3 separate regions of the Homo sapiens genome follow, and regions 1 and 2 are each linked to region 3. Evidence: read pairs that join two places in POLR2A ChIA-PET (ENCODE). Cell type or tissue: MCF 10A. All regions are shown on one strand.

Region 1 (2,500 bases), 51 kb before region 3:
CTCCCATAAAACCCCTCCACCGATGCAGCATGGGGCATGACATCATTAGGGGAGAAGATGGGAACGGGATGATTTGGATTCAGGCAACTGGGGTCAAATCCCACCTCCACTGCTCACTCGGTAGGCAACATTAGTATATCCCTGAACCTCTCTGTGCCTCAGTTTACACATCTGTAAAACAGGAATAATAATACCTGCTGCACAATATGGCTATGGTTTTGTAAATGATACAGCACTATTATCCATAATAGTAGTAACCTTAAGGAGATGCTGAAGACTCTTTTCAGATTTGTCCCAGTGCTTACATCTACTACATTTAAGGGGAGTAGGTTTGAAGATAAATTTCATTATCCTTGTCATCACTGATACCTTCATGAGTCAAGCACCAGAAGTAGACTCGGCACCAGATGAAACATGGTCATCAAAATTATCCCTGAAAGGCCAGTTGGTCAAGATATTTCAGACATCAAAAATATGCCCCCCGGCCCCACCCCCGAGGCCTCAGCTGCATCACATTCCTTCACTTGGACCCGCCTGCAGACCACACAGTATCTCAGGGCAATTTCACACTCTCTCTACCGACTGCCTCTTGCTATCTGGATTGCACACTCAGGCAGCCTGATTCCTGTCTGGTCAACCACATAGAAACCAAGGGAATGAGAGCTAATGTAATTGGTTGAAGTCATTTCCAGAAATATGCTATTGGGGACATATCGAGAAGGTATCTGGGTTCTAAACAGGAAATCATAATAATCAGACTAATGCAGCATCCAAATTACTTCAGGGAAAACAATTGTTACAAAATCAAACTACAGACATACCAAGCTCCTCATCAGAAATAGAAAGAAGCTTCCTTTTTCATTACACCTCTTTTTTCCAGCAAATTTCTTGCTCATTCTAGAATGAATCTTGACTATTCACAATCCCTATCATTGTTCCTGAAATAACACCCTCATTAATTATGCCTACTCTGAAATACAGTTTAACCTGTTTTATAGTTAACAGCAGCCTTAACATACAGTCCCAAGTGAACCGTGTAGAGAGCCTCAGAATTACAAACGTAAAGTGACGGCAAAGGAAGAAAATATATATGCCTTCTAACTGACTCAGAAATGGGCTTCCCACACCCCCTGCAGTCATGTGCCACACAGTGACATCAGGCAACAACAGACTGCATGTATGATGGTGATGCCATAGGATTAGAATAGAGCTGGAAAATTCCTATCCCCTGATGACATATTGATGATCCTGACCCCGATGATTAAGCCCGGGCTAATGTGTGTGTAGTTGTCTTAGTTTTTAACAAAAAAGTTTAAAAGTAAAAATAATAATAATAAAATTTAATGAAAAAAATGTATAGAATAAGGATATAAAGAAAATATTTTTGCATAGCTGTATAATGCCTTTGTGTTTAAAGCTAAGTGTTATTCCAAAAGAAGTTAAAAACATTAAAAAGCTTATAAAGTGAAAAAGTTACAGTAAGCTAAGGTTAATTTATTATTGAAGAAAGAAGAGTTTTAAAATAAATTTAAGCCAGGCACAGTGGCTCACGCCTCTAATCCCAGCACTTTGGGAGGCCAAGGCAGGCGGATCACTTGAGGTCAAGAGTTTGAGACCAGCCTGGCCAACATGGTGAAAGCTCATTTCTACTAAAAATACAAAAATTAGCCAGGCATGGTGGTGGGCAACTGTAAGCCCAGCTACTAGGGAGGCTGAGGCAGGAGAATCACTTGAACCCAGGAGGCAGAGGTTGCAGTGAGCGAAGATCATGCCACTGCACTCCAGCCTGAATGACAGAGTGAGACTGTCTCAAAAAAAGTAAAATGAATTTAGTGTAGCCTGAGTGTGCTGTGTTTATAAAGTCTACAGTAATGTACAGTAATGTCCCAGGCCCTCACAATCACTCACCACTTACTCACTGACTCACCCAGAGCAACTTCCAGTCCTGTAAGCTCCACTTATGGTAAGTGTCCTTACAAGTATATCATTTTTTATCTTTTATACCATAACCTTCTCTATGTTTAGATACACAAATACTGATCATTGTGTTACAACTGCCTATGGTATATTCAGTACAGTAACATGCTGTACAGTTTTATAGCCTAGGAGCAATAGGCTATACCACACAGCCCAGGTGTATAGTAGGCAGTACCATCTAGAGCTATGCAAGTACACTCTATGATGTTTGCACAAAGAAATCGCCTGACAATGCACTTCATAGAACATATCTACATTGTTAAGTGACACACAGTTGCATTTCAGCACTCCATGCCCTACTTCTTTATATATATATTAATAGCTTCGAGGGAATGGGTAGTCATTTAGCATTAATAAGCAATGAAAAGTGGAATCTTTTTCTTGTTTCAGAAAGTGACAGTAAGCAGTCTAGAAAATGTGGACAAGATGGAGGAAAGGAAAGAGTGAAGGGAAGAAGGGAGAGTAGAAAGGAAAACCAAGATAACTTTCCTCATGTCCTGAATCTGATGAGCTCAGACTGTCT
Region 2 (2,500 bases), 220 kb before region 3:
AGGCCTTACCTACGATTTTGCCTTCAAGACCCCTAACTCAAGTTTCATCATCTCCAAGGGCAAGTACTTCTCCCAATTTCACTTTACTAGGCTATAAACTCCTTGAGGGCAGGAAGCAGATCCTGCTTTTTTTTGTAACCTTAAGGGTGTTTGGAGAAGAAAAACCAAACCCTATTTTTAAATTATACTTACTGGATAATCCAGTTGGGCAAGTGTGAGCTAAAATTCACAGTGGAACAAATCCAGCCCGGAATTTTCATGTTTACACAGAAAGTTGGTTAAAAGGCTGAGGCTCTCTTTTGACTATAAACTACAACTCCACATTCAAAAGACTAGATTTCTAATAACCTTCTAAGAAATCACAAACATAGCCTACTTTCAAAGGAGGCAAACAAGCTATTATTAATAATGCCCCAACAGCTATCATCTCCTATGCTCTCATATTAGGTACTCTGCCTAATAACATGAGACACTATAAGAGACAATAATATAAGAGACACTATTGCCATTACCCATTTTACAAATGTGGACACAAATTGAGAAGACAAGTAACTTGTCCAAGGTCACACAGCTGGTAAGTGACAAACCAGGAGTTGTGCCTAGCACTCCTGGGCTCCCAGATCTTGCTCTAAACCACTACTCCAAGAGTCTCCTTTCTGCTTGATTTGATGACATCACTACACCCCAGTTTACTCATTAAAAAAAATCTATTACAAGAGCATGGTCAGTTATAATTAACGTCTATTAAGTACTTTGAGATCTGTGCTAAAGGCAAAATTAAAGGCAAAGAATACCTGTTACCTTTAACTGGAGCACAAGACCAGCAATTTTATCCTGGCCTTCCCAAAATTTCACAAGATGCCTTCTTTCCTGCCTCCTTGAAAGAGCATGCTAGAACTAAACCCATTTTCTAGTGAATATGATGCTCATGTGACATTTGCGCCTGAGGGTTCTAGTTCTTAACCTGACTCAGTTAAGTCCAGACTGAGTGTCTGGACTTTACTATGGGTGTGTCTCATTAAGAGCAAGGGAGCTCATGCAGTAAAGGAACATCCAAAGCAGAACGTGTTTTTAACATCCACAACTTTCAACTCCTTCAGCTCAAAGTCTTTACCACGTACCGGGGGAAAAAATGTGAAATCACAACCCTCAATTTCAACTATTTAAAGGGAATATGCTAATAAGAGCGGTCAGATCAGGAAAATGGAGGAGGAGACAGGAAAAGAATTCTGGAATTCTGGTTCTATCCCTAGGATCTATTTTTGGTGTGACCTTGGTCCACCAACACTTGCTTCTTACCTCCCAACATAAGAATTTCAATAACCTCAAGGAAAAAAGAATAACATTAGCAACAACATAAAAATCACAAAAGCAACTGGCCTGCATTTAAAATGATCAAGAATTCCACTTCAACAGAAATTTGTAAGTACAGAAATAAATATATAACTAGCTCATTTTAAAATAAAATTGGGGCTGGGTGTGGTGACTCACACCTGTAATCGTAGCACTTTGGTAGGCTGAGATGGGCGAATCACTTGAGATCAGGAGTTCGAGGCCAGCCTAGTCAACATGGTAAAACCTCGTCTCTACTAAAAATACAAAAATTAGCTGGGCATAGTGGTGGACGCCTGCAATCCCAGCTACTTGGGAGGCTGAGGCATGAGAATAGCTTGAACCTGGGAGGCGGAGATCACACCACTGCACTCCAGTCTGGACGACAGAGTGAGACTCCATCTCACAAAATAAAAAATAAATAAATAAAAATAAAAATAAAATTTGGCTAGGCGTGGTGCCTCACACCTATAATCCCAGCACTTTGGGAGGCTCAGGCAGGGAGATCACTTGAGGTCAGGAGTTTGAGACCAACCTGGCCCACATGGCGAAACCCCATCTCTACTAAAAATACAAAAATTAGCCGGGCACGGTGGTGCACACCTGTAATCCCAGCTACTTCAGAGGCCAAGGCACAAGAATCGCTTGGACCTGGGTGGTGGAGGTTGCACTAAGCCAAGATTGCGCCACTGCACTCCAGCCTGGGCAACAGAGTGAGACTCTGTCTCAAAAAAATTAAAAATAAAATTAAATTAGGTGAAAAGTTTTCAGCTGACCAAGCAATTCATACCACTAAGACATCTCTTAAAGAGCCACAATAAAACACTGTCTACTGCAGCAAGGAAAAATGAAAGTCCAAGTTCTGATAATTGTCTCCAGGCAATCCTGTTCTTTCAGTTTCACAAGGCAGCTGCCAGATCTTGTCAAATGTGGCATTTAATCATTTCCTGTGCTTCTGAATTACCAGATACCCGACTTATCAGTTGCCAAATGACATTTGTGATTTGGAGTCCAATCTCTAGTGAGTTTTCCTTTCAAGAAACCAAGTCTAGGAAACTGTACACACTTGGATTGTGAGCTCACCATTTCCATCCCTGACCTTTGCACAGTGCTCGGCACATAGTAGATGCTTAGTAAATTTCTGTTATGGGAATAAAGTTTTATCATT
Region 3 (2,500 bases):
GTCCCCTCACTTTAAACCAAGAAAGGAGACAAAGACCAATCAAAAAAATTGTTTAAACCATGTCTTTGGTAACATCTCCTGGTTTGTTTTGGATTAAGGGTCTGAAGGGAAAACAATTGAAAAGCAAGTGTAAATCAGCTTCCCAAAGAGAACACTGAGAATTCCAGAGATCTGCATTTCTCAGGACACTTGAGAATTATGTCCACTGCCCCCACATTCCATAACACTGGGGCAGCCATGCAGATTCACGCAGGACCTGGCTTCATGAACGCAAGGTAAACCATTAGATTCAAGCTGGTCCACTCCACCAACTACCGCGTGTGGTTGCTTGGAACAGCAACAAGCCCACGCCTGCACTAGCCTTTAGGTTGGTCAAGTGGCTGCCCACCCAGGCACTGTCTCTGAGGCAGGGTTAGAATGTCACAGCCCGCCCTGGGAGGACAGGGGTCCTGTGCATGTTAACAAGCTCAGTGAAAGGAGGCAAACCACTTGCCTCAGCACCACATTAGGCTGGGGAAGTATAAACTGGAAACCATGCAAATATTTATCTTCAGGGACCTCCAAGAGACCTCTGGGAGAAGGAAAATAAATCTCTACACGTGTTTACTCATAATGATTCCAACAGGCCCATCTAAAAACGACTCCAGCATTTCATTAAACAGACTTCTTCAATGGTCACCGAGCTGTGTAAATACAGTATAAATAAAGGCACAGATCCTCTTTTCTGGCTGGCTGGAGGTGTCCAGTTTGGATACACAATCCCTTTCTCCCAGACCGATCCCTTCTCTGAGGGCCCAGAAAGCAAGAAGTGTACCGAAGGATGTTGTTTCCCTTTCCATTAGGGTTATTTGTGGAGGGACTTTCATTTTGAAAGCATCTATGCTCATTTTTACAGTTTTGGAGAAACAGAAATTTGAAAAAAGGGCAAAAGTCCTGTGTGAAGAATTTAGTACACTTAACAATCACCTTTGATCTGACAAGAAAGGTGATCGGATTAGTAAGCCCAAGAACATGGTGAAAAATGACTTCCAAATGGTCTCCTTCCTCATCTGGCCGGAATAACAAAGCTAATGTTGGACTCGAGTCTGACAACAAGAAGGAAAAGAGCATGACCTCAGAACATCCTCCTGTGGCAAGGGCCCCAGGTGATGCTGAGAAAGCACTTGCTTTTGGAAAAGGCCCCAGCATGCACACACACACACACACACACACACACACACACACACACACGCATTCCTTCCACACAATGACTTGGTGTAAAGAAAGCAGGAAAATCGCTCTCCAGGCTAAAGATTCCCCCATGCTTGTTATTAGTCACCTTTCCCTCCTCCCAACTCTTACTGGCAACTAGGCCAGGCAATGACTCAGGAGGGCAGGCAGCAGGAGAAGCTGGTTCAGCACCACGGCTTAAAAAACACCAAGGCCCCTTCAAGTGTATTTAACTCAGATTTACTAATCTAGTCACCTAGGGAGAGAAGAAGGGAGCCAAGGAGGGGTGCAGGTGTGTGTTTGGGACAAGGTGGGAAAGGAGAGGCATTTGGGCAATGTTAGTGGAAAAATGGAAGCCCCTGCTTTCCTAAAGATAGCTCATGTAAACCAGGAAGGACTCATTCAGATAACCTCTGCAGGTTTCACCATGAGCCATTCTGCTGTGGGCGACTCTTCTGCCTCCAGTACACCTCTGATATCACTGGTAAAATGAAGGGCCTCTAGCACCACACATTACCTACTGGAGGAGGATGTCAGCAGGTCATGAAGTATAACAGGTTCTCCAGGTGAAAGGGACAGATGGGAGCAACATGAAACTCAGACCTGGGCCAACCGTGAAAGCTGAGTGCCAGGACGCACCAAAGTCAGGCAGAGGGAAGACAATGGCAAACCTCTATGCCCCAGGACTGAAAGATTTCTCCCTGAACATGGTGGGCCCTTTCTTTGAGTATGATGTCTAATTTGGCCAACTTGTCAGATGGTATAAGTCCAAGGGAAACCTCACCTAGCACCGTCTGATGGAGTTTGAGGGTGGCACTTGTAACTGTCCTGCTCTCCTTTGTCTTTGTGCATTCGGCAAACTGTCTCTCCCATCTGGGTTCACTACTCAAGAGACCAGGCCAACAGCTTGTCCGTGCTAACCCTCCACTAATCACATCACAGACCTCCGAGTGCTCCCCACCCCGAACCTTGCCTGTCCTTTCCTGTCAGAGCAGGCTGCTCACACCCAGCCACAATGATGTGATTGCAGCAGAGCAGCTCCTTAAGTGGAACACTGGGGAGGATAACACCCTGCCTGAAATTTTCAACAATCACACACTCCCCAGCCCTGATGTTCTACACAGCACTTCCATTAGCATGATTTGCGACAGACTTACTAACCAAACCCCACTGCTTCTGGCTGGTATTCAGGCCCAAATACAAAGGAATGAGTAAAAGCTGTTTTCTCCCCAGCAGTATCTCGCCTCCTTGGCAGGTGGCAGAGGATGATGTATGGAATAGCTGGCATCTC

The links. ChIA-PET counts read pairs that join two places held together with the same protein. Peaks named below come from ENCODE experiments on the same cell type or tissue, not always from the same donor. Only the 100,000 strongest peaks of a DNase experiment are listed, where the experiment ranks them.
Region 1: POLR2A ChIA-PET joins it to region 3 with 23 read pairs; 7 of 35 experiments call an interaction of 5 or more read pairs at or near these places.
Region 2: POLR2A ChIA-PET joins it to region 3 with 19 read pairs; 4 of 35 experiments call an interaction of 5 or more read pairs at or near these places.

What each region holds. Positions count from the first base shown.
Region 1 is chr2:172,281,775-172,284,274 of GRCh38, reverse strand. The region is part of intron 2 of LOC107985960 (a long non-coding RNA gene); the gene reads right to left. Among named protein-coding and RNA genes, the nearest start is that of ITGA6, 140 kb to the left of the region's middle. In MCF 10A, no CTCF peak of the experiment used is centred here; no DNase peak of the experiment used is centred here.
Region 2 is chr2:172,446,476-172,448,975 of GRCh38, reverse strand. The region is part of intron 1 of ITGA6 (integrin subunit alpha 6); the gene reads right to left. Among named protein-coding and RNA genes, the nearest start is that of ITGA6-AS1, 18 kb to the left of the region's middle. In MCF 10A, no CTCF peak of the experiment used is centred here; a DNase peak (open chromatin) is centred at 945.
Region 3 is chr2:172,230,945-172,233,444 of GRCh38, reverse strand. No RefSeq gene overlaps it. Among named protein-coding and RNA genes, the nearest start is that of DLX2-DT, 130 kb to the right of the region's middle. In MCF 10A, no CTCF peak of the experiment used is centred here; DNase peaks (open chromatin) are centred at 1,324 and 2,494.